2 separate regions of the Mus musculus genome follow, and region 1 is linked to region 2. The links are chromatin loops, found by intact Hi-C in ENCODE. Cell type or tissue: gastrocnemius. All regions are shown on one strand. Each heading gives the region's core, and the rest is flanking DNA. Links, peaks and the distances in the headings are about the cores only. Region 1 overlaps Fryl (FRY like transcription coactivator). Region 2 overlaps Fryl (FRY like transcription coactivator).

The links. Hi-C counts contacts between places; a loop is a spot of excess contacts. Peaks named below come from ENCODE experiments on the same cell type or tissue, not always from the same donor. Only the 100,000 strongest peaks of a DNase experiment are listed, where the experiment ranks them.
Region 1: it touches region 2 in a loop (1.8-fold over the local background); 1 of 42 quality-filtered maps calls a loop at or near these places.

The regions. Positions count from the first base shown.
Region 1 is chr5:73,177,965-73,194,342 of GRCm38, forward strand. All of the region lies in intron 3 of Fryl (FRY like transcription coactivator), which reads right to left. Among named protein-coding and RNA genes, the nearest start is that of 1700071G01Rik, 29 kb to the left of the region's middle. In gastrocnemius, for the core only: no CTCF peak of the experiment used is centred there; a DNase peak (open chromatin) is centred at 9,109; H3K4me3 peaks cover 75 bases; H3K27ac peaks cover 523 bases.
Region 2 is chr5:73,234,752-73,251,129 of GRCm38, forward strand. All of the region lies in intron 1 of Fryl (FRY like transcription coactivator), which reads right to left. Among named protein-coding and RNA genes, the nearest start is that of Fryl, 14 kb to the right of the region's middle. In gastrocnemius, for the core only: no CTCF peak of the experiment used is centred there; DNase peaks (open chromatin) are centred at 5,846 and 9,818; H3K4me3 peaks cover 481 bases; H3K27ac peaks cover 1,148 bases.

The sequences.
Region 1 (16,378 bases), core at 4,504-12,503, 55 kb before region 2:
ACATGGTGGCTCACAACCACCCGGAATGAGATCTGACGCCCTCTTCTGGAGTGTCTGAAGACAGCTACAGTCTTACATATAATAATAAATGAATAGATAAATAAATCTAAAAAAAAAAAACTAAACAGATTTATTTTAATTTTATTCTTTACTGAAAAACGTTTTTCATGCAAAATATTTTTGATCATGTTTCCTCTTGCTCAGTTCCTCCCAGATCACCCCCACCTCCCTACCCATTCAACTTCATGTTCTTTTTTTATCTCTAAAATCAAACAAACAAATCCCCACAAAAAGAAAAGAAAACCAAAACAAACAAGTAAAAGACTAATAAGAGAAAAAAATGTCCAAGCAAAGCAAAACGACACACAGGATCTATAGAAATATCACCGAATCTGCTTTATTTTAGCCAACTACTTCTGGACATGGGGCCTGCCCTGAAATGTGGCTAATGAGCTCCATTAGGGAAACTGATTTTACCTTTACCAGTGAGTATCAGATACATCCTTTATAAGACACTTTAACCCTGTGTCACTAACTCCATTAAATATAAATGGTCTATACACTGCAAAAGATAACATCATGTAACACAGATCCTCATGCCCTGGCCAAAGACAGGCTTCATTTGTGAACATGAAGTGGGGTTCTCACATACAAAGGAGCCCTTATGAAACTGTAAGTTGTAATTAAGTACAAGGCAATACAGGGTTACTTGTGGAAAAACTGGGGTCCCACAAGGCAAGGGAGAAGAGGGAAGACCTCCTGAGGAACACCGTCAAATCTAAATCCTGTCAATGAGGCATCTGGACCTGAAGAGTGGACGGTCGTGTTTATCATCAACAAAACAGGCATGGATAAAGTGAGTTAGACAGCTTTAACTGAGACTCCCTCAAGTCTTCCACTGGCCTGAGAAGAGTCTCCAGGAAATGGAAACATGCAGACTGAATGCTGAGGTAAAGAACAAAATATTGGAGAAAGGTCATGAGAGAAACTGGGTCAAAAGGCCAAGTAGGGTTTTTTTGGAGGCAATTTGGAAAAGAAGTTGATTTAAAGTGCTGCAGTGAGGGAAGATGACATTTTTTTAAAGATGCTGATAAGAATGAAGGGGAGAGGCAATCAAAACGTCGATGAGGACTCTGATTCCATTTCCCTCTACTTGATATCTCCTTATGGGTCTGATGAAAACGGGTAAGGCCGAGATGTTCAAAAATGACGTTCAAAAACAAAGAAGACTGGTTCAAATGTAGCCCTGTGAGAGACGAAATAAACCACAAGCCAAAATGACCTTGATTTCTGCCCAGGGTTTTCAATACAAGTTTCAGGTCATGTCCAGAATTAACTGCTTACACTCCTGTGATGGTTTGAAGGAGACATCTCAAACAGTTTTGGGCATTTGAACCCTTGCTTGCCACTTGGTGGCACTGTTTGGGTCGGTGGGTTGGCCTTTTTAGAGGAGGTTTGTCAGTACCAGTGGGCTTTCTCTCTTCTTTCTGTGGACCTAGCCCTCTGGAACTGTAAGCCCAAATAAACCCTTTCTTCTACAAGCTGCCTTGTTTCATCAGAACAGGAGAAAACAAACGAATCCAATGACAACGATCAGCCTGGTTTCTGACCACAGGTATATGGCTTCTAATAAAGATAACCTTTACAAAAGTGCCACAGCTTATACACAGCACGACATTATACTTACAAATCAACAACCTAAAACCCATTTTAAAAATCTGTATGTAGGGCTGGAGGCATGGCTCAGTGGTTAAGAGTACCAACTGCTCCTCCAGAGGTCCTGAGTTCAATTCCCAGCAACCACATGGTGGCTCACAACCATGAGATCCGATGCCCACTTCTGGTGTGTCTGAAGACAGCTACAGTGTACTCATATAAATTAAATAAATAAAATACGTTTTAAGAAAAAAACTTTGAATATAAGCAGTGTGAGTGTGTGTGTCTGTGTGTAGGCTGGAAGTCAATGGTCAACATCAAGTGTCTTCTAGACCACCTGGCCATCAAGCCCTGGGGTCCTCCTGACTCTCCTCTCAGTCTCCTCCCCAACACGCTTGTCTTGTATGGATCCTGGGGAAGCAAACTTTGGTTCTCCCAGGAGTGGGTAGGTATGGAGCGACAATGACACTTCTCATGGGTACCACGAGGTACAATCGCTGCTGTGCTCCTGGCGGGGCTGTTTATTAATAGCTGAACTTGTTCCGAGCTTTCCCTTTCAGTTCTTTTTTTAATCTTTTGCCAAAAAAAAAAAAAAAAAAAAAAAAAAAAAAAGAGCAAGCTTCCTCTGCTCTGAAAGGAAAAGTCCAGACCCTGTAATCAGACCTTCTTCTTTGCCCTTGCAAACCATACCAATTCGACATCTTTTGGCAGGAGGCTAAGACGTCATTTCTGAATGAAACCAAAGTCTGTTCTTTCTGCTCATCATTCACGTAAATTCATTCTCAGGATCCCAGAAGCCCTCAGCTGAATCCCACCTACCTGAAGAACAGGGTGTGAACACATTAGTAGGGATCCAGGCTTTAAAATTTATATTTTTAAAGAACTGTTACCCTACGTATATTTATATAACAAGTAACATATATGTGGATTGCCCCGATGAAAGAATTAGTAGCCCTAGTGAACTTTCACCTGTGTGCCCCATGCATACACGGAGCAGAGATGCAGGCCTGCACTGCAGCTAGCCAGTCCTTCCGGGCAAGGACAAATATTCCATTGGAAAAGGGAAAAACTGATGAACAAAATAGAAACAAAAGCAAACAAAAAAACCTCACACCGAAGAAGCAAAGGATCAGGATTCAGGATCAGGAAGAAAGAAAGGACAGAGACTAGTCAGAGCCACGGAGTGGGCTGGCCCAAAACATGCTGGACTAACATGAACCACAAGGCACTGTGTTTGAAAGAGACTAACTTCAAAAATGTAATACTCTTTAAAGCCCTATTTTCAATCTTCTAAAGTCAGAATTCGCTTTTCAGTCGGATTCCCTGAGTGATTTGTTTTAACTCTTGTTGTATTCTGAGACACCATATTGTTATACTGTCTGGACTGGCCTGGAGCTTGTGGTCCTCCTGTCTCTATTTCCAGAGTGCTGGGACTGACTATAGGTATGGAAGTGGCTCCTGTGTAAGTCTTAACTAAGCACACTGAAGTGTGAGACTTTAAAGGAGCTAGGGAGATGGCTCAGTCCATGTGCCTGCTGTGTGAGCATGAGGACCCGAGTTCAAACCCCAGCACCTGAAAATAAGTCGGATGCCTGTAATCACAGGACTGGGAAGGCGGACAGGAAAGTCACCAGGGCTTGCTGGCCAAGCAGTACACTCCAGTTCCCCTGAGTTCCCCTGAGATGTTAGAAAGATACCTGACAGTCACATCTAGCCTCTGTATATACGTGCAAAAATTCCTGTGTACGTGCATACACACACACACACACACACACACACACACAATACAGACAAGTATATTCAAAAAGAACTATTTTAAAGTGTGTTTATAGTCACTTTGTTTCTAAAGGTTTTTATTTTTATTTGCATGTGTGTGTGTGTGTGTCTGTCTGTCTGTCTGTCTGTCTGTCTGTCAACAGAGACCAGAAGAGGGGATCTGACATCCCTAGGGTTGGAGATATAGGCAGCTATGAGACACCTGATGTGGGTGCTAAACTCAGATCCCCTGCAAATACAGGAAATGATAGTAACAGCTGAGCCATTCTCCAGCCCAAGGTTAACTTTCTTTTAACTCGATTTTAAAATAGAATGGGGAATTTGAGAAGACTAAGAATAATGAGAATTTTTAACAGGTTTCTTCATCAAGGGAGCTGGAAATATGTTCTAACTAGTACTTCCTCCACACACAGTGTAAGAGACTGTATGACCAGCCTGAGCTTAAATTACTTCCGAAAAGCAGAAAACCCATCAAAGGGCTACATGAAAGAACAGGAAGAAATTGGAGCAGGCAACTATGAATAATCTACACCTGTATTGCTTAGCAATTTAAATCAATCGACAACGACGTGCTTAATTTAATAGATGCAGAATCTAGAAAAATAAACTGTCTAAGGCGAGCATATGGATTCTAATTTTTAGAACCAAATCACCTTCGTCTGAGATTAACTTCCCTTTATAATGAACCCTTTCTTCCCTTCCCCTCTCCTTTTTCTTCTTTGCTCTTTTCTTGAGATTGGGTCTCATGTAGCCCAGGCTAGTCTTGAGTTTGCTGTGGACTCCTATGCCCCAAGTCACCTCCCACTTGCTGGTATCACAGTTCATACCTCCACTCCCAGCATAGATATTTTTAACACAGGACGCAGAACCAGATCGGGTTCAATAAACTTTATGACTGAAAAATGATAGCGTGGTGGATTCTATCCACATAAACAGCAGGACGGGGAGGGTGGAAGCCTAACTCCCGCCTGGTAGACAAAGGGTTCCATTGTGAGATGGACCCTGACCGGCTTGGTTGACAATAACAGAACTTCACATGGGCACTGGGGGCAGAGAGGGAATGAGATGAGACAACAGATGTTATCTTTAAAGAATATACCGTCTGGCCTTGCTCACACTGCCACAGGATCGCAGGGGTCTGTTTTGTTTTGTCTTGTTTTGATTTTAATTTTGAGAGACTTTACGATCACTTATCATAGTCTCTGAAGTTTAATATGAGGTAACTGATATCGAACTGGTATCCTGCTACAGACAAAAAAAAAAAAGAAAAAAAAAACCACTCTCGCAAGGGTTACATAAAATAATAAAATACAAGGAAATATAATGCTATATTGCTTCAAAGCCTCCGGCGTCCATTGCGAGGTTAGGTCTGTTCCCTGACCTCAGCAATATTCTTTTCTCTATTATATTTTAACTATTAGAAAACTTTGGTTCCTAGGGCAAGCCTGTTGTGTTTCTGTAAACAAAGTCACACCGGGATATGTCTCATACAGTCATCACTCATGAGTCATCTGTGGCTGCCCTGGCCCATAGCTTAGGTTGGGTATTGATAATAGAGACACACAGCTTACAAGACCTGAGAGACTTACTCTCTAGGCTTTCATAGATAAAGTTTGTTATTGTAGATCTGCACTTGCTAGATGCAAGATTCTCTCTTCCTCTGCCTTTTAGGATCGTTTTGTTTCTGTGACGTTGGAACTAATAGAAGGCTACCATTGCTCAGGAACCAGTACTCTCTGAGCAATGTTCTCTGGCTAGGAGGAAAAATCAGTGGGCTAAGTACCGCTTCAGGCGCCTGCTCTGCTTTGGCACATACAAGACAGGCGCCTAGGACAGCAGCCTCCAGTTCCTCAACCAGCCCTCACCGGATGCTTCCCGACCACATGGTATAGACCTGAGCTCTGAAGTTTCCTCACATAAAGCCAGGTCAATACAATCCTCCAAGAGCTAATATTTTTATGTTAAATAGACTAACAGAAACAAGCAGGCAGAGGAGTGAGGTCAGGGGAATGGCCTGGAGGCATCGCACTGGAGAGTCCCACACCCCACTGAGGCTGTAACCACCAAGTGTAGCCCTTCAACCCGAAGGCACAAACCCAGTCTGTACCTGCGCCCAGGTAGCTTCTGGGACATGCCTTGTTCCCTGAATTCTCTTCATAGCACACTGGAGACTGGTCTAGTCTTTTATGTTTTCAGCTTTACTCACCACAACCTAGTTTTGAACCACGTCTGTCTAAGGCGAGCATATGGATTCTAATTCTAAAATAAATAAATTTATTTATTTTAGCGTATTTTGCTTAGTTTTCTGCTCTGGTGGTATGTGTTTGTCCTGTCTGACAGTGATATCTGTCACTCAAATATCTACCCCTAAGTAAATCTGCTGACCCCACAGATTCTAACCAGTCTCTGTTTTTATTGTCTTATTCATGTTGGTATGACTTTTAAATCTAAGCTATATAGATTATATTATTTCAGAGGTGCTTAACTAAGCACTCATATGCATATTTCTCTTATTCCACTTAAATTAACCTTAGATTATATAATTCTTTCCCCTTTTGCTTCTTACATAAACCACTGACCAGGAAGGTAGGCAGTACCCCTTCTAGCTAATGAAATCCGGACCAATTCAGAGGGTCCTGAGTGGATTAGGACTAAAGTATTAGAAGCAAGTAAGGAAAGAGACCTGGAATAATGGTTAAACACCTGGATACAAGGAACACAGACACACATTGCTTAATATTGCTCTACAGCGGGGTGTAGAGTCAGAGAAACCTGGTGGCAGGCAATTTTGCCCCTCTGTAAACATCACTGAAAGTATTTACCGTAAACCAGGATGGCTAGGACATCATTCAGTGACTGTAGAGGAAATTTAATCCAGCTATGTGGGTGTTCCTTCAAGGGATCCCATCCAAAGATATGATCCAGCCAGAATGTGACACATCCTGGATTATAGTATAATCTGACTGGAATACAGGCACGCCCTTAGCGCACACAGGCCTTTAATCCCTAAAAATAAAGGTAAGGTTACTTTCTAGAAGGAAGCAGCCACGTTTGAAAGTGACATCTAATTGAGGGGCAGACAAAGTGACAAATCAGAGAAAGATTTGACAGACTGAGTCAGAGACAAGATATGCCCAACTCACAAGAACAGCAGGGGAAGGGAGGCTACTTAAGAGTATCGAGAGGGGGCGCTGGAGAGGTGGCTCAGTGGTTACGAGCCAGACTGCTCTTCCAAAGGTCCTGAGTTCAAATCCCAGCAACCACATGGTGGCTCACAGCCATCTGTAACGAGATCTTCTGGAATCTGAAGACAGCTACAGTGTACTTACATATAATAATAAATAAATCTTTAAAATAAAAAAAAAAAGAGTATCGAGAGAACAAAAAGGGTATGTGCTGTGGTGGGTGGTGGGGACAGTTTTACCAGGACAGCTTTACAGACACAGGTTACAGAGAAAATAAGCTAGACACAGATGAAGACAGAACAAGCCAGGGAATGAGAAGGAGCTAGAAGATTAGAACACATTAGCAAAGTTGGTATGAGGCTAGAAAGAACAATTCAGTCAGAAACCAAGAGCAGCTGGGTTGCATCAGCCAGCTTGGCAAATGAGAAGCTAGAAGCTTCCAGACCTAGGCCTGGGGATAGTGGGAACAGAGAAGGAAATGCCCGGGACTAGTCCCAAGCCCTGGATTCACACAGCTTGGGTTTGGCTCTCATCTTATTCCTTCATCTAAGGAAATAAAAGTGACTTATAAGTGATCAGTCTTATACAACCACTACCACTACATGTGTCCATCACTGACCACAACATCCTTACACGGCACATGACAATATTTTAACCGCCGGAATCACCACAGCAGTCTCCACTGGCTCAGTGTTAGCCATGTGACTCAGGCCAGCCATAGCAGTGGAACTGACGGCAAATGAACCCATCTTTACTTCAAGTGCGCTTCCTGTAAATCCTTGAAATAAAGATCCTTACCAAATGCTACCTGCAGTTAAGTGTTCGTTCCCACTCTGTACCTATGCACCTGTGCACAGCCTGGGGAGACAGTCTCAAATGAAGCTTCTCCTCACAGAGTGACCAGGCTGGGGAAGCAGCCAAGAGAAATTATAGATGGAACACGGTCTAACTAACTTCTGACTCACACAGTTGTTTGACAATGGCTATTTGGAGGACAACACGGTGTAGACAAAGGAGGAAGCAAAAACACCCTGTGACCCAAGCTCCAGAGGGCTTCCACGAAGCCGTACATCACTCTGGAACTATGTGTAAACAAAGAAGGAGGTACACAGTCCTAGAAAATGTGTTCTGATACAGTGCTCTAAGGATACATTCAAGGGATTCATCTACCTTCAAATCAAAAGCCCAAAGGTTTTTCAAATAACTTTTACCACCATTCATTGAGCAATGCATCATTTTTGCTAACTTTCTATAATCATGGAAACAAAGATCAGTAATATTCACACATCTAACGAGTACTTATTAAACAACTATTAGATTCTCAACTCCAGAACACACCCAAGAAGTAATGCCCTCTCTGTCCATCCTGTCCTCCCGCTCTCCTTTTTTGAAGTCAAGGTCTCACTTTGTGCTAAGTGTTCACACATCTCTTCTATCCTAAATGCTGATATTTGTTCTATTCAACCTATCACTGCCCCTGCTCGGAGTTGATTATAAAAAGTCAGTGTTGATCAATCTGCTGGTGAGTGCCTGAGGTCAAGCGACTAGAGGCTGAGGCAGGGGGATCCAACATTCAAGGCTTGCCTGAGCTACCCAGTGAGTTCAAGACTAGTCTAGACAATGTAGGAAGACTTGTCTCAAAATAAAAACCAGGGGGCAGAAAATACAGCTCAGTAGTAACATGTTTGCCTAGCTGTGGGTTCCAATACAATGCAACAGTAACAGCACACTGCACATTTCTGTCCTTCACCCAACACTTCCTCTTGACTCCAAACAGCATTAATAATAACAAAATGAAGGTTAATCCTATCAGTAGAAAAATAACCCAATCCTGGTGACCCACGGACTCAGTAGCTTTTATAAAGAAATGTGCAGAAACACACAGCCTGTACTTTAGAGTCACAGTGCTCTCTACATGGTGGCTATCCAAATCAAAAATGGTATGGTACATTCTCAACCAGTAAGCCACATTTTCTTCCCACTAACTCTTATGCCTAGAGATAGTTCACTAATAAATGTGACAGCAGGGACACTATGTTTTCTGTTGTTTCTTTTTGAGGTGTTTGGGATCAAACCCAAACTGGGCAAGAGTTCTACTACTGAACTGCACACTCCAGCCCTGGGATCAGTCTTGAGTCACATGATCAGGATGCTATCCAAGAAGGATGCTGAAGCATCTTGTGAATAGGAGATGACTGCATGTGCTTGATCGTTCTGATACCTACTAGACGTGACAAACAAGTGACATACTTCTTTAGCAATATCATAACATGACTCAGCTGTGCACAGGAGAGTCCTTTACAAGTAGGCTACCTGACCATTTAACTTAAAAGCTCTATTCAAGTAGGAATCAGAGGATAGGGGAGGGGGGTGGCGTTTGGGGGGAGGGGGGAGACCCACCGAGGTTTTATTTTAACTTCATTAACTTCAAATGTTTAAGTCATGTTTAATCCCCAGCTTTCTGACACAGTGCCAGGGCCCTGTCATTTAGGCTGGATTTGTGGGTTACACCACTGTCCTTCTTGCCTAAGACCAAAGCCTCATGCACTTGACTACCCTGCTCAGTTTCGGAGAGTACTCAGTGGTCAATCCCCAGTCCTTAACACTGCTCTGGCCTGTTTACCGCACGGTTTTGTTTTTCCTCTAGAAAAATCTACCTTCCTGGAGCCCAGCCAAAGTGTCCACCTCTGTTTATACCAAACCAACCCTCTTTCCACTCTCATCTTTTACCGTATTATGTAATGCGTAATTAATTATGTAATCATAACAAGAAGTTGACATTGGTATACACAGGCTTGGTTAAAACAACAGCCAGCTCAGTCTATTGGGAAGAGAAAGCTGGCAAGGAGAGTCACCAGCTGCTGGGGGCCGGAGAAGCGCTACCAGCAGGAGACACTGGTCAATACACCAGGCTACTCAAGAATGTCCATCAGGGTTTTCCAAGTATTAGTCCACATAACATTAAAGAAAGTTCAAAACTGGGAGGAAAAAAAAAAAAGTCTAAAAGCAGAGATGTTCTTCAAAGCATGACCTACGAACATGTTCGCTTCATGTGTACTTCTGTCCAGTCATAAGCATGGACAAATGATTCTACCATGACAGGTGGTATTTCAGACTGTTCTCTGTGGATCTTCTCACAGGAAGACAATCATGCGTTTACATCACAACCTTGTCTAATGTCCCCTAGGAATAAGAACTCTGTCAGTGAGCAGGTGAGATGGCTTAGTGGGCAAAGTACCAAGCCAGAAACCCACAAGATGGAACAGAGAACTGACTTCCACAAGTCGACCTCTGACCTTCATATGTGCACTCAGTCCACATGCATGCACACATACATGCGATAAGTAAATGTAATTTTTAATTTTTTTGTTTGTTTGTTTCTTGAGATAGGGTCTCTCTTTACATAGCGCTGGCTATCCTGGAACTCACTAAATAAACCAAGATGGCCTCAAACTCACAAAGATCCACCTGTCTCTGCCTCTCATGATAAAAAGATTTATAAAGGAATATGGTATAACATACCAGTTTTTTTTTCTACAAGAATAGATTCACATACACAGACACACACACACAGAGACACACACACACCCATTATTCTCATAGAATTTTTCCATACACTGAATTTCTCCTTTCAGTAAATAAAGAAAGTGTGCCGAGCATGGAGGCTCTCGCCTTTAATCCTAGCACTAAGGAGGTCAAGGCAGGAGGATTGCTGCCCCAAGCTCAAGGCAAAAGAGAACAATACAGGAAGCGCCAGCCAGCTAGTCCAGTGTATTACCTTATCTTAAAACAACGAGTATGTTTCAAAACTCCAACACCTCCTAGATAAACAGTTCCAGTTGTAATGTTCATAGCTTCTTGGTTACACTATTCCATGACAGGAGGGGTTGGGGGCGGGCTGGCAAGCCACCAGCTCACAGGGATTCTTGCATACTTATTCACTTGAACCTTCATTTCTGTTTCTAGCCTTATAGAAAATCCAACCAAGGATTTGCAGGTACAGCTGAGTCTCAGGAACCAGAAACATTTGAAGCATGCAGACCAACTATAACAGAAAACACAGTGTGGAATCAAAGAAGCCTTGATGCTAGACTCACTCTTTGTCAAGGTAATGGAACTGCGACAAAAGGAACAGAGATGAGACTGTGTGCCTGCCTTGCTGGGACTCAGTCTGCTCTCAGCTTGCACAGGTCTCGTGTACACTGCCGCAAAGGTTGTAAGTTCCTACGAACAGCTGCCCTGCTGTGTCCAGATGTTTCCTTGTGGTCGGTCAGTCATACCTTCTGGCTCTTAACTCTCTTCCCGCCCCTCTCTTCCAAGTGATCCCTTAACCTGGGGCGGATGTAGGGAGGTCATATATATTTCCTTTAGTGCTTAGCATGCTGTAGTCTCTTTCTCCTTAAACCGCTTTTCTCACATATCCTGTTATGACAGAAAATCTGACTAACCCATTAGGAGTGAAGTGGGGAGACAGTGGGGAGGGAGGACAAGAAGAGGGAGGGAGGGAGGAAACTGTCGTGTTTTTAATATTTATTTTATATGTATATGTGGGAGCCTGAATGCCTGAGTGTATAAACACCATGTGCGTGCCTGGTGCCCACAGAGGCCAGAAAGATTTCAGATCCCCCTGGGGCTAAAGTTGATGGCAGTTGTGAGCTGCCACATGGGTGCTGAGAACTGAACCAGGTCCTCTGGGAGAGGTGCAAGTGCTCTTAACTGCTGAGCCATCTCTCCAGCCCATATCATTATTTAAGGGTGGGGTGGTAGAGATGGCTCCCTGGGGAAAACCACCCCAAGCCAACCCGATGAGCTGAGCTAGAATCCCAGGTCCCATGGTGGGAGATGAGAACCAAGTCCCAAATTCTAGATTCTCATCTCCACGTGCAGGCTGTGGTATATACCCACATTCATTCTCTTCCCTCCCCCCAGCCCCCCTCTCTCTCACACACACACACAGAAACATACACACACTCACTCGAACAAACACACAAATAACTAAACTTAAGAAAAAAAGCAAAGCAAAACAAAACAAAACACAACACAAACCTGGGGTTGGAAAGATGACTCAGCAAATAAAGGCACTTACCACACAAGCCTGACAATTCAGGGCCATCCCTGAAACCCACATAAAGGTGAAAGGAGAAGAAACAGTCTACAAAGTGTCTTCTGACCTCCCTATGTGTGCTACACACACACACACACACACACACACACACACACACACAAATAAAAGCTGAAAAAGAAAGTCTTACTGGCATTGTCCTTAGTTAACATTAATTGCAAACCTCTGATCGGTACACTTTGTAGCATGTGAACGGTGGCTACAAAGTGTGGCCATATGGCAGGAGCAACCGCAGGTCAAGCTCAGAAATAAAGGGAACCATAGAAACGGGTGTGGCATGCTACAAGTCAATGCCAACTCCAATCAAGTCAGGTGTGGCTTGCAATAAGGAAAAACTTAAGTGTCTCAGGACTGAAAGCAAAAGAAGGAAAAGTGAATTTCGAACACCTGGCACAAACTGCATGCAGAGCCCACACACACTGCCGGACTCGAGGGTGTACTGGCTCAATCTCTGGGTTTAACTCAAGACAAAAGGTAGCACTCGGTGACTCTAGCCCTTCCTCGCCCTCTGGAATTGTGAGAAACATCAAAACAGCTAAGATCTGATACCAGGAAGTCGTGGACAGCAACATAGACCTGCAGATGCTGTGTGCAAAAGCCAGTCACCAAAGAGGAAGGATCTGTCTCTGATTGGAGACAGGACCTGGAGCAGCCCAGGTGTACCCTGAGCAGATTGCGGTATAGTATGCACTTCCAAGTCTCCCGCCTCTGGCTTCCACCCCTGCAGTGTCTAGGATTACAAACCTGTGAGTCTTAATCTGTATTTTCTTTATTTTAAAAAAGAAGAAAGAAAGAAAGAAAGAAAGAAAGAAAGAAAGAAAGAAAGAAAGAAAGAAAGAAAGAAAGAAAGAAAGAAAGAAAGAAAGAAAGAAGGAAAGAAGGAAGGAAGGAAGGAAGGAAGGAAAGAAAGAAAGAGAGAGAGAAAAGAAAACCCCACCTCCCCATTCTTTTACATAATTGGTGCATTTAAAACAGATATTATGGTTTCTCGTAAATAGAACTGTACTTTTTAAAACTGATATGAAACAACATCAGGGAGAATACGAAGTAACAGGCTGCAAAATCCTGACTGAGATTTAAACTGGAAACTCTCTTAAAGGTAATATCACAATGCCTGCCCCAATTTTAAAAGTGCGTGGACATTTACACAAAGAAGCAATCACCAGCAGATATGAAGCGACACAAAAAAATGAATAATTATGTAATATTCTAGTGACTCAAAACTGGAATCACAGTAAATTTTACTCATGCTCATGCTTAAAGGATGAACTGAGCCTGCCCCATGCTCCCCACGAGCTCGGGTGGGTTTTAAATGACACAGAAACACAGCTGGGAGGCAGTCAGCAGCAGGGCAGGCACCAGGGCCCTCAGAACGCTGCGGCTTAAACACTTCTAACAAAGATTCAGAACGCCTCGGTTGGGAAGTTCAAACTGAGTGTTTTCCCATTTGCCATTGCCCTGTGTAGAACTGACTTCTGCAACAAGCATGTAGTATGGCAAGGGGGGACCCTGGGTGCTCTGCGGCAGCTTGTTTGCTTCTGAAGGGTTGAGCATCTCACAAGACACCTTCCACAGGCTGTGTTCCACCATGAGATACAGCCTACCTAAACACTTGTTATCTTTACAACAAAGCAGTTAATTTAAAAAAATAAAAAAACAAAAAACAAGTCACTTTTATAGTGGACAGATCAGACTCCATATCTTATTCTGGCCCCTCCCCATGGGTTTTAATAACATTTTTAAATAACACTTCCTCAGAATATTTCCCAAAGACCATTGGAGTTATCAGGCTTGATGATTTGACACTATTTCTCATCATTTGCTTGCCTCCTTAGGACATATTTTTAATACTTAAATCTTACTTTCCTGGGACAGTTTTTGAAAGAACTAAAGCAACGCCTTTTTACTTTACCCATTTGTTGATGTAGACATCTGTCATCGTGATTTCCACAACACTTATTCTCGCCTGGGTCACCCACTGTCCTCTCAGAGGAAGTTGAACACAGTCTTCGCACCCTAAGTAATTTGGGGGGGTCTCCTTCAATCTTCTCTCTGATATCCAAAACCAGGTCTCCCGAGAGGACAGGAGGCACGACTCTCTTTAAAAAATCCATCTTAGGGTGCTTCTTCTACATTACTAGAGCCAGAAGCACAAAGAACAGGTCCAGGGACCAACTTCCTTGATGACTCGTTGAGGGCTATACTATCTGAGGCAAAGAGCAAAGAGACGTCATGTGAGCCTAGGCGGTACTAAAGCCCAGCCGGCCGGCCACCAGCTGTTTGAAGGCTGATTTTTTAGGACATTACTGTTTGTGCTGATAACAGGCCGAACACTGTCGGTCTGAAACTGCAGGCCACATCTGTGCGCCCTTCCACAGTGGGTGTTAACTGCAATAGACCCATGCCATAAAATGCTTAGCCTTCGATAAGGTTTAACATTTAGACTCTGACAGCCTTCACTGTGATAATGTAAAAAAATAAATTCGCTTTGTTCTGGGGTGTATCTTCCTCATATAAATTTAAGATCTTGAGTGCAAGAGAGTAACTTGGACTCAAAAAATAATTTTTATCAATTTGAAAATTTGCTACCAGATCTCACAACTTACACTGACTGTAAAGCTGAGCCAGTGAAAACCTTAGACTTTTAAACATGTGCATATACACACACACACACACACACACACACACACACACACATCCCCTTTAGAATCAAGCGTTCTTTTTTTTTTAAGATTTATTTATTTATTATTATATCTAAGTACACTGTAGCTGTCTTCAGATGCACCAGAAGAGGGTGTCAGATCTCATTACGGATGGTTGTGAGCCACCATGTGGTTGCTGGGAATTGAACTCAAGACCTCTGGAAGAGCAGTCAGTGCTCTTAACCTCTGAGCCATCTCTCCAGCTCAAGCGTTCTTCACAATAGTAGAAAACCTAGAATAAGTCATCAAAAGGTGCTGGAGAGATGGCTTAGTGGTTAACAGCCCTGAGTTCAATTCCCAGCAACCACATGGTAGCTCACAACCATCTGTAATGGGATCCGATGCCCTCTTCTGGTGTGTCTGAAGAGAGAACAGTGTACTCACATACATAACAAATAAATCTTAAAAAAAAAAAGTCATTGGCAACAGATCCACCTAAAACATAACGTTAAAACCCTGAGAAATGAATCATAAACTGTAATAAATGTAGTCACCAACACCCTGTTTTTGAAATAACTACAATCCATTCCATATGGTAAAAGAGCACAAGGGGTTAATCCCATGACCTCGATGTTATGGGGACAGACAGAAGACAGAAAGGCTCTAAAACCTGAGCTAGCGCCCACTCAGGCCTCTCCCTGCCTTGTGGGAGGAAAAGACAGGAGAGCGAGGGACAGGAACAAAGGGAACACAGAGAAGGCAGAAGCAGCCCAGGTAACTCTGCTTGTATGGAACTTCAGAAGCCTTCAGCAGAACTTCAAAACTCAGATTCGCTCAGCAATGCACACACACGCACAATTGCTCTCTTCCAGTAACGGACATGAAAATAGATGCGAAATGTAACATTTCTAAAGACGGGGCAAAGCCGTCCGTCCCTACAGACAACAGGGGAAATGACTGTGAAGGAGTAGCTAGCTCACATCTGCTTGGAGTCAGGTTCCTGCCCTTGCTCCTAGACTGTAAGACTTAAGGGGTCATTGGCCAGGACCTTGTAAACCAAGAGCGGTGGGATACGCCTTTAATCCAGCACTCTAGAGAAGCAGGCAAAAGGATGGGGAATTCAGAATCATCCCAGCTACAGAGTGAATTCAAGGCCAGCCTGGGATACTCGAGACCAAGTAAGGGTGGGTGGAGGGACTCTGTCTAGGTGAGGAACAGGAAAGGAAGACTTCCATTTCTTTCCCTAAAGTAGTACTTCTATTAGAAAAACCACACTCTCTCTCCGAGCTTCCTCTGAGCCTACAAGGAATAAAACTGATAATCTCTGTGACCCGATCCCCACAAACAAGGGAAGCAATGTCATAACTCTAAGCCGTGAGGTTTCTCACTGCCTGTGGGTGCTCTTATTCTGTGTTTGCTCAGTGACTGTGACCTCAGGGGTTTTACACGGTGTGTCTGCTGTTTGCCTTGGGCCTCTTCTCGGGCTCTTATCTAAGGGAGCCCTGTAACACAGTGGCGTGGAAGGACGCAGATGCCAGGCAGGAAGTTGCGCTGAACCACCTGCCGGGTTACTATTAACCCCAACCTCACTTTCACATCTCAGAAAGGAAGGGTCTGGGGCACAGAAAGGCGAGCACTGGGTGTCACAGAAGAGACCTCAAGATTCCCTTCACCCCTCATGTGTTTGCTGTGAGATCCGCTGCCTCATTCCAGCTAGTCTTCTGTTTAAGGTGGAAAATCCGTTCTCATCGCTACAGTTTTCCCTGCAGGGTAGGGCACAAAGCTTTCCTGAGCCCAATCTGCTTCCTAGGCTGACCCCTGATAAACCAAGTGGAAGCCACAACTGTCAGCTACGTGAAGACCAGCCCTGGCTGAGACACAGAGTAGGGTTGACAGCATTACATTTCCGGTGGTAAACACTATCCATTACAGTCTCCGTCTGAGAGGAAAAGGTCACGAAACCCCATTTACTTGTTACACTTGAACTAGTTATCATA
Region 2 (16,378 bases), core at 2,788-10,787:
GAAGATGACATGGGCAGAAGATGACGCAGGGAGAAGATGATGCAAGCAGATGATGCGGGAAAGCCATCGGAAGAAGCCAGAAAGCCAAGAGGGGATACACAGGCTCCCCCTCCCAAAAACACATGAATAAATAAAAATATCACAAACGCACACACACTACGTTAAGGGCACTTAACAGTGAAAACACACAAGTGCTTGCACACCCAGACACACTACACACTGCATTAAGAATACGTATCTATGTGTCTTTACCTAAAAGTGAAACAAGCTACCGGACTTAAAACCTTTGACTTGCAATAATGACCAAATTCAAACTCCATCCCACAGTGAGTCTAATTACAGGGATCGTTTCAAATAACGAAAGCTTCTCACTCCACTTACCACAATGTTGCTATTTGCAGATGACGGAGATATTAATGTGCTATGAAATCGCCAGTAGCTCCCACCTACACAGTAAGAAATGACGTGACAGACAAGACAAAGAAAGGGTTGTGTGGTGTGTTGGTGGCATAGTGGTGAACATAGTTGCATTCCCAGAAGTACTTTTAAACAAGAACACATTATAAACAGTGCGCACAAACACAGATACACTCTCAGTACACATGCATATACTTTAGAAAGCAGAGGCAGCAGCAGCTTACAGAGAAACAGGAAGCATGATGAGACGTCCCATGTGGCAACACCATATTGAGCCTTGGTGGGAAATGGTGAGAACTGAGATCAGATTCTCCTAGAACCAAATCATAAGGAGATTGGAATGTGTTGTGTTCGGGGATTGGGACCAACGGTGTCAGACAGCAAGACTGGTCATCAAGTTTTAGAAAGCCACACTGAGGTGCCAGATACCAGAGGAAGGGACAACTGGAAGACAGAAGATGTTCTGGGTGTCCTGAGTGGTGAGGGAATGACGAAGAAGGGCACAGACTGAGAACCAGGGATGACAAATTAAAAGGTGACAGGTGCACAGAGTTCTCAGTGTCAGGGAGTGGATTAATAAATTCAGTGGATTTTTTTTTTTTGGTTTTTCGAGACAGGGTTTCTCTGTAAAGCCCTGGCTGTCCTGGAAATCACTTTGTGGACCAGGTTAGCCTCAAACTCAGAAATCCACCTGCCTCTGCCTACCAAGTGCTGAGATTAAAGGCGTGCACCACCACGCCCAGCATTAAATTCAGTGGATTCTTAACAGTGGTTAAAAAAGAGGTGATTCGGAGCTCTACAAGACTTGAGCCAAATATAATAATGCGGACTAGAAACTGGAAGTAGTGAAGAGAATTAAATTTATTAAAAACTGTGGAAAAAAAACAGCTAATAAGGCTTTGAATGACCTCAACACAAAGAAATTACGTTTTGAGCTGGATGGCTATGCCGGCGACGGCGAAATATCACACGGTGCCTGCCTCCAAAAATACATAGGTACCTATTGGTTTTTATTTAACTTATTTTTACTTTATGTTGTGGGTGTACACATACGTGTACGGGGGGGGGGGGTGGCATGTATGTGCCACAGCACACATGTGAAGGTCAGAAGTCAACTTGGAGAAATTGGTTCTTGTCCATTATATGGGTCCTGGGATGGAAATGAGGCCGTCACAGCCTTTACCCACTGAGCCACTCACCAGCCCCGTCATTATGTTTTCATGAAATATAGTCATTTTGCTTGACTATTTTCTTGAGACAGGATCTCAGTGTGTACTTTATGCTGACCTCCAATTTAGCATCTTCCTATCTCAGTCTTATGGATGTGTCACCATGCCTAACTTTTTTTTTTTTTTAAATTTAACACACATCTTGATATGCAACCCAGGCTGGTCCCAAACTCACAGGTCTCTTGCTTCAGCTTCCTGACTGCTGAGATCCTGCATCTGCCTTAGCGGGATTTTAAAGCATGGAGGAATTTTTTTTTTTTTAAATAAAGCAAAGGCACATACATAGCACTGTCCCCAGAGTTAGGTGGCACAGCAAAAGGAACTAGATGACTCCAGTACCGACTGGTCTAATTTGAACAAAGAACAGAGGAAGAGCCAGGCAGAGGTTTTAAAATAGGTCTGCAAATTCTTTGATGCTCCTAGGAAGGAGGGTGGACCCATGGCCCCTCCCCTTCACCCCTGCAGTCTTTGTGACTGTCCCACAAACAACAAGGGGTAAGTGGTAAGGAGCTGAGGGGTACCAGAAAAGGGCACACTTAGCTACTGATGGTCTCCAGAAGCACCGCCCTGGAGGCCAAGCGCCTCCACCTCTGTGGGAGTCCTGCTCTCCTGAGGTCACCCTGTGGAGAGATCGTGTGAAGGGACAGCTCGGGAGTCCCAGCTGTGTGAAGCTTCCCAGGCCTTTGTCACATGAAAGCCCCAGGCTTGTCTTGCAGGCAGCCAGCCTCAAAGAGAATCTAAGAGATTGGGAAGGCCTGGCTGAGCTGAGGCAAACCCCATAGCTGTGAGCAAAATAGATGACTGTTTTTGTTTCAAACCAACCGCTCCTGGGTGGGTCTTCACACAACAGTACAGATACCACAGAAAGGTCGGCTACTGAGCAGAGTGAAACCCTCCCCTGACCCAACAACAGGGAGAAAGCTGGTGAGGAGATCCATCAGGGATAGACAGAAGGGTGTTGGTTGGTAGCAGAGGTGGGAGGGGAGTGGACAGTGGGGGAGGGGACTGAGTTTCCTCACACAAACGCACCCCCCCTCAAAAAAAAAAAAAATCAAGGGAGAAAGGTGAGTGATGGCATCCTTGGTTTGTAAATCATGTGACGAACTTCAAAACTCACCAAAGCCTGACGATGCTGAAGATCATTTTAAAGGGGATTTGGGTTTTTTTTGTTGTTGTTTTTTGTTTTTGTTTTTTTTTCTTGAGACAGGGTTTCTCTGTATAGCCCTGGCGGTCCTGGAACTCACTTTGTAGACAAGGCTGGCCTTGAACTCAGAGATCCACCTGCCTCTGCCTGAGCTGGGATTAAAGGCATGTGCCACCACGCCCGGCTGGGGATTTGTTTTTTAAGTTTATTCAAATTTCTACACATTTTCTTCAGATTTAAACAAACAAACAAAATCTGTGAGCTCATTTCCTTCTTCCTGACATTTCGATGGGGCTGTTACCTAAGATTGTCTCATTAACCAGCCAATCTGACACAGGATGAAGAATCATGCTCTATGCTGAGGCTCTCACAAAGAAGCAGGGGCCCCTCACCTCAGGGGCCTCAAATTTCATCCGTCTCCACCCATTTTTGTTTGTTTGTTTGTTTGTTTGTTTGTTTTCAAAACAGGCTTTCTTTGTGTAGCCCTGGCTGTCCTGGATCTCCTGTAGAGGATGCTAGCCTGGCACTCAGATCTGCCGGCCTCTGTCTCGGGAATGCTGGGATGCAAGGCTTGGGCCAACTCCACCCTGTTTTAACAAGTCATGATTACTGTCTAAGGGCTGCCATTCAAGCAAGAGGGAAACACTGTTTCAAAGTTTGTAAAACTTGTATTGAATGAAACAATGAAACAATCTAAAACTAGTCTTACCATTAGTTAGTGACTTGTGTACTATCAGGAGATGCTAAAGGCTAGAGCCACGGCTCGGTGGGCAGAAGAGCTTGCTCCAAATGGTTGAGGGCCTGAGCTCAAATCTCGAAACTCATCTCAAAGTTGACGATGCAGCATAAGCATCTACAGTCCCTGAGCTCCTGTGGAGAAATGGAACCCGGCAAAGACACGAGAGGTGTTTTCCTCCCAGAGGCTGTGGACTAGCTAGTCCAACAGAGACCCTGTCTCTATATACACCAGGATGGGGGCAAGAGCAACGCCTGAAAACGTTCTCATGCACTCTGCATACCATGGCAGGTGTGTGCCAACATTCATGCTCTCTCTCTCTCTCTCTCTCTCTCTCTCTCTCTCACACACACACACACACAATAAAGGACCTTCTAAAGAAGTTCTGGTGGCGATGTGAATATTTTTAAAGCCGCAACACAGAGTGAGCACTAAGTACTCACTGATTTAAATCGCTACACATCAAATTATACTGACACCCACTCTCCTCCCTTTGTTAGCAATAGGACGTTGGCGTCTCTGCTATACACATGGCTATCTACCCAAATGTTACATCTCCCAGCTTGGTCTCTAACTGGTTGTAACAGTATGACCATGCTGTAGCCCAGAGGATCTGAAAAATGAGGCTAGCCATTCTGGGAAGGCGTTTGTCCTAGTTTGGTCTCTATTACTGCAACAAAACACTGACCAAAAGCAACTCACTGAGGAAAAGGCTTATTGCATCTTCCAGTTTGTAGGCAGTCATTGAGGAAGGGCAGGGCAGGAACCAGGAGGCAGGAACTGAAGCAGAGACTCCTTGCTCCCAGGTTCATGGTCTACCTTCCTTCCTTTCTTCCTTTCTTTCTTTCTTTCTTTCTTTCCTTTTCTTTTCTTTTCTTTTCTCTCTCTCTCTCTCTTTCTTTCTTCCTTTCTCTCTCTCTCTCTTTCTTTCTTCCTTTCTCTCTCTCTCTCTCTCTCTTTCGTGTGTGTGTGTGTGTGTGTGTGTGTGTGTGTGTTTCTAGACAAGGTTTCTCTTTGTAGCTCTGGGTGTCCTGGAACTGGCTATGTAGACCAGGCTGGCCTCGAACTCTGAGATCTGGCTGGCTGCCTCTGCCTCCCAAGTGCTGACATTAATCATATGGACCACCCCAGGCCAGCCTTCCTTCCTTTCTTATATAGACCAGAACCATCAGCTCAGGAATGGTACACCACCCATAGTGGGCTGGGTCTTCCCACACCAATCAGAAATCAAGAAAATGTCCCAGAGCTGTGCCCAATGAACGCACAGGCCAATCTGATAGAGGCAATTCCTCAGTTAAGATTCCTTCTTCCCACATATGTCAAGTTGATAGGAACTAATAGTGGCAGGGTGCATGTGTGTATGCTTAGCCTCAGCCTTTTTCATCCCCTGCCTCACTGAACACTAGAATTTCTCAGGCAAAGAAGGCACACACTGACTCCATAGAGGCAGCTCACCTGGTCTGACCCACACGTGTCTTATCCAGCACCTGTAGAGAACACATGCCTGTCTCATTCAAACCACACACAGACAGTACACATATGTGACATCAGCTAGGTGTCAGACCCTGCCACGTCAATGGAGATGTAGCAAGGGCACAAGAAATGGAGAACCCGGGCTGGTGAGATGGCTCAGTGGGTAAGAGCACCCGACTGCTCTTCCGAAGGTCAGGAGTTCAAATCCCAGCAACCACATGGTGGCTCACAACCATCCGTAAGGAGATCTGACTCTCTCTTCTGGAATGCCTGAAGACAGCTACAGTGTACTTACATATAATAAATAAATAAATCAAAAAAAAAAAACTACTCTAAAAAGAAATGGAGAACCCTAAACTTCCTGTAGCTAGCTAGCACTTTGAGGACAGGAGACAAGGAATTATAGGTAAGTAGCTGGAGCGTAAGAAACTGAGAGTAGTGGGGTGGTGGTGGCGCACGCCTTTAATCCCAGCACTTGGGAGGCAGGGGCAGGCGGATTTCTGAGTTCGAGGCCAGCCTGGCCTACAGAGTGAGTTCCAGGACAGAAACTCTGTCTTGAAAAAAACAGAAAGAAAGAAAGAAAGAAAGAAAGAGAGAGAGAGAGAGAGAGAGAGAGAGAAACAAACAAACAAACAAACTGAGAGAAAAAAAAAGAAAGAAAATTGGGAAGAAGCACAGGTAAGCAGGAGCTGCGGTCAACCTCTCAGGAAAGGTGCCGCCTGAGGCAAGGCTAAGAACATTCTAGCATGGAGAGACAAATCCTACCAGTGCCATTGGCAGGCTCAACTGTTGGAAAGCGGAGGAGAGAGACAGAAGCATCATGGCAGGTAGGCCTGCAGCCAGGAGGTGCTTTGTGATCAAATGTTAGCACAGCTCTTTGATTCAGTCAGCCCCACTATGAAGGCTGGTCCCTGAAAACGCACAGGCCTGGCAGCTGTCCCTGGCCAGTGCTACTCAAAGGACCCACTGGTTAAGTGTACAGGGCTCCCCACTGGTGAAGTGTACAGGGCTCTTGGAATCCTGAAGAAACGCGCATGGACTATCACTTAGGATAATGACTTCAGCTGGGCATGTGGCACAGCACACCTTTAAGGTGGGCAAATCTCGGAGTTTGAGGTCAGCCTAGTCCACATAGGAAGTTCCAGGACAGCCAGGGATACAAAGAAAGACCCTTTCTCAAAAAAATAAATAAAAAATAAAAATAAATATATATTATATAACTAATGTGTTATATATAATTATATATAGATATATAAAATACATTTTATTATATAACTAATAAAACATGTTATATGTGTTATATAAGTTATATTAATATATACTATATAATATATAATAATATATTTTAATATATTTTACCATATATAATATATATTAACATAGCACAGAGCCAGTCTGATCTCTGCATTTGACAGTTTTGAACAGCATTTTTTTTTTCATTTCCTACTTTCTTCTTTATAGAACCCAATACAGCCACAACTGCTCCAAGTACCTCGGGCCCACCAGACACTATTCACAGACCAGTCGGTATGTGAATCCAAGAAAGCCTCGCTCCCAGCATGTGACACACAAGACATGTGGGTCACACAGAGAACCATCACTGGCCAGGTAAACAAAACACACAGAAATGACCAAGCAACAGTCAACACTGTGCCTCTAGGCTGAGGAGAAGCTTGAGAAATCCATCAGCCCTACATACTGAGCTCTTCCTCCCTCGAGAGCAAAGAGGAACGGACTCGGGATGCAGCTGTCACCTAGGTCAAGGGTACCCTACGGGCCAACCACAGACCAGAAAAATCAACTAGACTACGGGACCCAGAGTAAGGAGGAGGTAGAAAATAAGACAGGAAGTCAGACGACCACGAAGATGAGCATCTGTGAACGTTCACAGAAACCAAAATAATGGGCACCCTAAGTAGTCCGAGTGGAAAGGGGGAGGGAGGGTTAAAAGTACAATTTCAACGTACACACTGGCTTGCTCTCCCAGAGCACCCACTTCCCAGCACCTACACAGTGGTTTACAACCATCTATAACTCCAGTCCTAGATGATCCTACACCCTCTCCTGGCCCCCACAGGCACTATATACCACCCATTGTGCACAGACACACACACAGGCAAAACACCCGTAATACACATAAAATAAAAATAAGCCTTTTTTTTTAAATCTAATTTCAAATCAGACAGTAGCAGAGGACAGAGACTCAGAATCTTCCAAAATGAAATTATTTGAGCATAGACTTTTCTATCTAAGCTGTCAATCGAGGAAGAAGGCAGAATAAGTCCATTTACTTGAAGGTGTCCTTCAGCAAAGCTAGGGTGGAAAAGGATAAAGCTTGATTCGAGCGAGAGACACAAGAAGCGGTGGCCAGGATCCAAGAACAAAATGAGAAATGTGTCCCAGGATGGCAGCTGCGAGGCAGGAGAGACAATTCATCCCATTAAATCAGAAACTTGGTGAACTCCACCGAAGAAGAATGGGATGGATTCTATTCAAGAGACAGAATAATTAGGAGGCTGGCTTCACGACAAATGTGCAGCGTCTTTTCTCAATTAAGGAATGAAGAAGATGTGCACAGAGCATTCCAGAAGAAGGCTGCTGGCTGACTAGCCACAGAGCGTCCACTCTTACTCTGATTAAAGAAAGGAGTTTACTTTTTCATTTTTCCTGTATGATAGATATGGTGATTAGGTCCTTCAGGTCCATGGGATAAAGCACTGGGGAGCTAAAGTAAGCCTGGTACTCCTGCTCTCCTACGACAGTGACGGGCTGATAGTGACCCGACTTTGCCAACCCAGTGAGAACATAGTGGAAGGTCATCTGGGGAGAAGCTTGGAAGAACCGCCTAAATGATGAAGGGGAAGATTATGAGGTACAAGGTTGTTGTAGAGGGCGTCTCTGGCTATCAGTGGGTTTAAATATGGACCACCCACACCCGAGATAGCCACTGCTACATGGAGGTGGTGAGGGTTAACTGGGGAACTGACTACTGACTGCATCCAAACTGAACTTGGTTTTCAAGAGCGTGGCCTGTTCTCCAGACTCCCAGCTCGAGCTCAGTCCTGAGAAAGGGAGAGGTTCAGGCTGAGCAACCTCCTCCTATCAGAACAAGTCTTGAAAATACCATCTTGACTCTGCGTGTGCGCCCCTGATGCCAGCAGACTGAGTGTGACTACAGTCTGTCAGCCTCACCTGTGTGATGCTGTTCTGTGGAAAACATCCGGTGCTCAGAGAAGGAAACCTGGGACATGGATACTGCTCAGGATCAAATCATTGCCCCAGATTGCTTGAGGGAGTCCTTGTCTGGTGTGTGTGTGTGTGTGTGTGTGTGTGTGTGTGTGTGTGTGTGTGTGTGTTTAGTGATATATGATGAAATATTTATGAGTAAGAACAGAGAATCACAATGTGACGGTACTAATAAAAATGCTTCCCTCCCCCCATAGTCTCATAGAGGGTGGCACTATTAGGAGATGTGCCCTTGTTGGAGGAAGTTCGTCACTGGGGGGGTGGAGGGGGGCGTGCTTTGAGGTTTCAAGTGCTCAAGTCAGGCCCAGTGTCTCTCTCTTCCTTGCTGCCTGCCAATCCACAGGTAGAACTCTCATCTCCTTCTCTAGCGCCATGTCTGCCTGCACGCTTCCAAGCTCCCTGCCATGATGACAGTGGACTAAGCCTCTGTACTGTAAGCCAGCCCCAAATCAGCGTTTTCTTTGCCTTGTGCTCAATGTCTCTTCACAGCAAGAGAAACCCCAACTAAGGCACGTGGTAGCTGCGAGCTTCTCTCAAATGATTTGCAGAGTTTTATTCAGCCATAAAAAAAAAAAAAAAAAAAACAATGAAATCATGTCACAATGAATATATCTAAGAAAAAGAGTCACCAAAATTATCTGTAGATGTGTCTAGATACTCAAAGGTAAAGAAAGCAAGAAGTGCCCAGACAAAATGTTCTGAACGAATGAACCTAAACAACGAGCAGAATGGCCCTAAGCAAAATCCAGACAGCAATTCACACGGTCTACCTCACAACCTGTCTTTAACTTTTATCTGTTTCAAAAATATGATTTTGTTGCCATTGTTGTTTGTAGGGGATGGCTTTCTTTTTATTTGGTTAGGGTTTTGTTGTTGTTGTTGTTTCTTTTTTTTTTTTTTTTTTTTCTTTTAAATCTTTGGAGATGGGGTCTGGCCATGTAGCCTGGGCTGGCCTCAAATGTGTAACGATCCTGCTGCCTTCTAAGGGCTGGAACTACAGACAGGTACTACCATATCTGTGGAAAACGTGTTTTAAAGGGAGAAGACGGGCTGGGGAGATGGCTCAGTTGGTAACGTGCTTCCCGGACGGGCATGAGGGCCCGAGTTCAGATTCTGAGCACCCACGTAAAAAGCCAGGCATTGGGGAAGCAGAGACAGAGAAACAGGGGAAGGAAAGAAGGAAGAGAGATCCAAACACACCACCTACCCTATCCACACATTCTGCCTTCCCACACATTAACCAAGACAAGAAGAGAAAAGTCAGGAAATCACAAGTGACCTGCAGTTCAACAATCGGATGAAAGCAGCCTAGAATGATAGGTGGGGCAAGATGGGACACAGTGGCAGGTATGAAAGCGTGTGTGTGCGCGCGTGTGTGTGTGTGTGTGTGTGTGTGTGTGTGTGTGTGTGTGTGTGTGATGACTTTGAGCTACCTGATGACAACAAAGAAGAGAACACCTTTTTGAGTGGCTGGGATGATGCTTCAGGGGTAACGGGCAATGTGTCGAATAAAGCGCCAATCCCCAGAACTAAAGTAAATACAGGCAGGGATGGCAGTCGGCCAGTAAGCCAAGCCCAGTCCTCTAGGGGAGACAAGAGACCGCCAGAGCGAGCTGTCTATTTAGACTAGCCACATCGACAAGCTCTGGGTTTGATTGAGAGGCCCTGTCTCATTGAATAAGGTGGAAGAGCCCTCAAAGATGATCCCCTCATCAGCCTCACGTGCACCTACACTCACAGACGTGAATATACACGTACATGTACACCATACATACGTGTAAAAACCGGAAAAAGTAAGAGAGCCCGAACACTGAAGGAGTAGAAAGAGAATGTAAGGACAGCTCACTAGTCTGCAATGAGCACTTGTGTGCTTATTAAAAAAGAAAAAAAAAAAAAAAAGACAAGCTTGACAGAAAAGTAAAGCCCCTGCAGGCTTCATTAAAGGACAGAACTGAGGGATGACTGCAGCTTCGCTGAAGAAAGATGAAGGAGGAGAAGGGGATTTCAATTCTCAATTCTATCATGAGGCTAGACATCTCTGACTACTCCACCCAACTCATCCTTTGACAGTTTTTACTAAGAACTCTTCTGCCGTGGAATTTCTTAATCATTTTAGGTTCAGCTACTTACCTTTCGTTTCCTCACAGCCCTGGCTGTCCTAGAGCTCGCTTTGCAGACCATGCTGGCCTCGAACTCTCGAAGATCTGACGGCTTCTGCCTCCCAAGTGACGGGATTAACATGTGTGCCATCACAGCCGGCTGCCTGCCTCTTTTATTGGAAATGATTTTTTTCGTACAATGTATTCTGACGCCTTTTACCTCCACCAGTTCCTCCCTATCCTTAACTCTTAGCTCCGCCCTTTCCTTCTCTCTTTAAAAAAATAAAATTTTAGAAAAATGAAACACATGCACACACACACCACAGAGACATGAAGTCAGAAGTCAAAGTATACAAGCAAAAGACCAATTTCAAAAAAGTGTCCAAACAAAATAACATCAGTCAAAAAGCCTACAAAAATACCATTGAGTTTGTTTTATATTGGCCATCTACTCCTTAACATGGGGCTTGCACTGCAGTGTGGGTAATATACAAGTGAGGCTCCGATGGAGGAGACGAACATTTCCTTTACAAGCAGGTACCAGCTGTGTACAGCTTCTTGGTTAGGGGTGTGGGCCTGTGCCCACTTCCCTGTCTCTAGGACCCCTGTCTGGCTTGAACCTGGCAGGCCCTTTATTTATCCTCTAGACGCAAGTCCCTTATGAGTGACAGGCTTGTACACGCTGCTTCTCATTTAGAGAGTCATCTTCCACTTTGATAGTCTCCTTCGCTGCACAACCATCTTTCATTTCAGTGAACACCAATTTACCAATTTTTCTTGGTTCCTTGTGGTTTGGGTCTTAGTCAAAATGGCTTTGCCTGGCAAACAGTCATTACATCTTTCCCCCTCTGGGAATTTCAATATTTCACACTGGGATTATCTGCTCACTTTTAGTTGATGGATAGTATGAGGGAGGAGAATGTGGGAATCCAGGTGTCTCAGCACCGTTTGTTAGAAAGACTAGACTTTCCATGGTGTTTAGCTGATTTCTATTTAGTGACACAATGTACTGAACTGATGTAAAACCCTCTAAATGGACAGCCAAGCTATTTCCAAACAAGAGCGCAAACCTCTTCCCCAAACCAATATACTTCCTTCTCAACACACACTTGGTGTTTGGAGGCCATCAAGTTTCCCGCTAAGACTGTGCTCTAAAACACATTACCCTGGAGTACCCGACATTTCCTTTCTCAGTCAGCAAGCACCCTGGCTACATCTTACTTGCCTTTTGCTCACAGCCATGCCAACGAGTTAGCATCATGCTAACTACATTTGGTGCCCGCTGTCCAAAGTATTTGTGAATAACCGCTGTTATTTCTTTGAAGTGTACACCTAGGAATGGGGTTATCTGGGACACATGGGCACTCTGGTGAGCTGGTTGCATACAGCGGCAAGCTGTACCATCCTACATTTCCACAGCAATGGATGAGGGTTTAACTTCCCTGTCTCCTCACCAACACTTGGTCTTCTGTTTTCTGGCCCATTTGGAGATATTACTGCCACACCCATGCAGGACACCGACCAAGTACAGCCTTATGTACAATATCAGAATAATGCAGCACTAGCCCGGGCCTCCCCCAGTCCAGATTATCATTCCGTGTTGCTTTCTAAGTCCACACTGAGTTTATTACAGTAATTAAAATACCAGTGCTGTTTGTATTCAGCCACGTCTCCCCATCCCTGTAATTGCGCAGATGGTTTGTGAACACATCTATGTGACTTTACATCCTGTCCCATCAAAACAGCGTGTAGCCTTTGACATTTCAGCCACAGCTGCTATTTTCAGTAAGTTAACCCCACGAAACTCATTTAACCCAAGCATTTGATAGGCATAGTGATCATTTCGTGTGTGTGTGTGTGTGTGTGTGTGTGCGCGCGCACGCGCCACAAATACACTTTTAAACATCACACTAGACGTTTCCATCCACCTGTCACCAGCTTCTGACTCAAGAAGGTTTACAGGGATGACTCCACCAGCCACATTTTCTGCCAGTGGTCTACCCAATAACCCACTACCAACAGAGGAATAAATAGTGTCCAGTCTTTGGCTGAAGTCCAGTAACACTGTATGTTCTCCTGTCTCCAGAATGTACGATGTACATTCTCCTATCCTCACTTTAATACCTCTTCCAAAAAAAAAAAAAAAAGGATGTTAATTTGACATGTCTTACTCAGTTCATATAGTACACATATAGTACATTCATTTACAAATGTAATTAAGGGCCATCAAGATGGCTCAGTGTGCAAAGTCACTTGAGCAGGGGCCTTCCAAATTAATATCTACCCCAGGATCACACGAGGTGGAAGAAGAGAACAGACCTCCACAAGCACGCTTTGGCGCATTTACATCTGCCCTGGACTCAGAGACGGGTCAACTGCAGAGTCTCAATGGCCAGGCCCGTAGGGAGAGGGCCTGACTGAAGAAGCGAGGGAGGAGGAGGAGCAACAGAGGAAGACACCCAACGCTGCCCTCTGGCCTCTACACTGCACATACAGGTCAGCACAGCGATGCAGGTGGCAGGCACATCGTAACCGATATATCTAGTAACTAATGAATCAGATTAGATTATACTAAATTTCAAACCACACTGAGATTTTACCTCTGATCCCAGCACTCAGGAGGCAGAGACAGACTTCTGAGAGGTTGAGACCAGCCTGGTCTACAGATTACAGATTAAGTTCTATGACAGCCAAGGCTACACAGGAAAACTTGTCTCAGGAAGAATAAAAAATTTTTAAAAAGCAGTATTAATTTTAAAAAAGCTCCCTTAAGGCGAGCCCTAGTCAAGACATCGTCTTACTTTAGATCATCAGTCCTGAGGCCCTCAGTTGACTAGAACTTAAGTCTGGAGTTCTGTTTAATTCACAAATCTCTCCTCAACTTTATAAAGCTCAGTAGGTAGAGCCCTGAGATGGCTCTAAGGTGAAAGGCCCTTGCCACCTAGCCCAGTGACCCAAGTTCACGTTCAATAAATAATACATAAGGAAGGTAAAAATAAGTGTTTTCAAGTTGGAGTTTGAGATGGTGAACAAATGGTTAAGGGCACGGTCTGCTCTTATAGAGGGCCTGAGTTCAGTCCCAGCACCTACACATGACAGCTCTCAGAACTTTCATATGTTTACAAAATGTAAGGCAACTTAAGTAGCTAGCGTCTGTGTTTCTCATAATGCATATACCATTTCACTGAAGCCCATGTCCCCAGGTCCTTTAATTTGAAGAGGCCCACTCAGCCATCCTTTACAAGACATTCGGGCATCGTTCTAGCCTGAAATGCCTTCTCATGAAAGCCGCTACTGTCCCCACAGCCAGCTCTGAGTCATGTGGCACTTCCTACTCTTTGCCACCTTAATTGTTTGTTAATTGTTTACAGCAGGATGCTTCAGGGAACAAATCTCCCTATTCTCTCCTAACTTCATCTCGAGCAGCGCTCCCACACACTATCAACCTGGACCTGGAGCACACGTAAGAAGCAATGCAGCTGTCGGCTCCAGCAGCTGCATGAGGCTATCCACCTCATCAGAGATGCAAGTGTGGTTGCTGGAAGGAGGATCAAGCTTCTCCAAGTGAGACAGCTCTGTGAGGACCACGACACAGCATGAGACGGCCGTACAGAACTGGAGGGGATGGGATTCTGGCACTCAGGTGTGCAAAGGAAAAAGGGCAGAGTCTCTCCACTCGTCTGGAAAGAAAAAACTAAGGGTGTTTGGAGCAGGTTATAGGAAGACAATAAAATGTGGGCTCAGCTCCTGCTGTGTATGTAGAGACAAATCAGTTTCCAGTGACTACACTAAAACATCACAGAACTACTATCTTAAATAACAAACACGTCTCACAATTCGGGATGTCAGAATCCCAAAATGGGTCTCACTGGGCTTAATAAACTCAAGGTGTCCGGAGAGACACGTTATAGAAGCTCTTCGGGAGAATGGGCTTTCCAGCCTTTGACAGTGACAGAGAGTGTCAGGGATTTCGTGGCTCAGGGCCCCTCCAGATTCAAAGTGAGCCGTGGGCTTGGAGACTCTGAGCTCTCGCTGTTGCTCTTGCCGAGGACCCAAGATTCAGTTCACAGCACCCAGGCAGCAGCTACAGAGAATCTGACACCTTCTTCTCGGCCTCAGAAGACATTGTGTGGACAAGATGCACAGACATGCCTGCAGGCACGGTACCCATATACACAGGATAAAAATAAATAAACGCTCTTAAAAATAAAATAGAAAATTAAAACTATACTTAGGTTCCCAGCATCCTTCCATATTGAACTAAATGCATGCACGAAGATCACCATGAAATAAATAACAAAAGAGAAAAAACAGGTGCGAAGAAGTTGAAATATTACAGTGAAATTCATCTAAGGAACAAAAAGCATGTATGAATATTTTACAATCTAAGATATTATACTGAAGCCAGCATGATGACTCAGCAAGTGAGGGAGGGCACTTAACCACCAAGGCCTGACAACCTGGCTCTAATCCCTAGGACCTACCTAGTTGAATAACAGAACCAAATCCTCTGAACTCCACACATGCACCCTCGCAAACATGCAAGTAGACTCACATGCACAAATTAAGTGTAACGATATATATATTAAAATCAAGGCTGTGTTATAACTAATGCTTCTTTTTAATAAACTTTTAGACAGCCTTCAAACAAACAAGCCAACACTTCAACGCCTCTTTAGTAAGGATATTCTGAAATAGACCTGTCTGACAATGGCTGGCACCTATGTGGTCGGCGCAGCTGGTGTGAACTTTCCATTGTCGACAGCAGCGGCCTGGAAGTGCTGGGTTTCATAGAAAAGGATCACTCTCAGGAATCCCCAAAAGGCAAAGCCCTGGGCTAGGGAGGCCTCAGTCGGTCGAGTGCTTGCACAGCCCTGGGTTTGCTCTCCAGCGCCACTCAGAACTGTACGAAGTCATGAACAGAAAGCTAGGAACTCCAACCATTGGGAAAGAAGGTGAGGTGCTTAATGTTATCTGTGGGTGCACTTAAGGGCACGCACGCCCCGTGTCCAGCAGTAGAGGGCCAACACACCATGGACCCAATGATGGTTTTGAAGAATTTTGTCTCATATCTCATTGCTTAGGCATTTTCTACCTTCTTGATCATTTGCTTGTATATTATGGTTCCCAGTGTTGCGTTTGTACGGGGTGTGTATGTGTGTGTCTTTCCGACACATGGAGCAGGACGGTGGGAAGGATCTGACAGGAGATAGGGGAGGGGAAACTGAGATCAGAATATATTATATAAAAATTATTTTCATTAAAAAAAAAAACAATACTATCTGTGGGTCTCAGTGATCAGTTACCCAAAAGGTCTTAGGGGCTGCTCAGATCATCCCAACATGGACAGCACGGCAAGATCAAGCTCTGAAGCAGAGTTTTCAGTTTTAACCATTTGCAGGGCCACATACGCAGCAGGAATAGCATTCACTGGAGGACTGCTCTGGCTTTTGATAGGAAGAAGTATTACCAGAGAGCCCATTGATTTTCCTAAGCAAAATATCTTTTCTCATCATTCTCTAGGCTCTGGCAAAATAAGGATTTGGATAGCTTCATTTTATTTCTTCGTTGAAGATCACTTGGCGCTGCACTCATCAGGGAAAGCAGGCACATGGACCCACTCTGAGGGTTTAAAGGCACTGGAAGGGACCTGAATACAATAGTTATTAAAGTGTTACTTTTTATGGAGACAAAATATCCAGAACAGCCAAACCTATAAAGACACCATGTGGGGTTGCCTGGGGCTAGAGAGCAGAATGGAAATGGGACTGCAGAAAGTTCTCATGCTAAATGTGGTAACGGGATACAAATCTTGGGACACACTAAAACACACTCAACTTTAAAGCACTGAATATCAAAGGAGCGAAAATGGTATGGAAATTAAATTTCAATAAAACTGTTGCATACATTTTGTAATTCCTGGGCCAGTGACAAAGCTTGGTGAGCAAAGGTGTTTGCCACCAAGCCTGGCAATGCCACAAATCCAGATGGCTCAAGAATGTAACATAGTCCCACATGTTGTCCTCTGACCTCC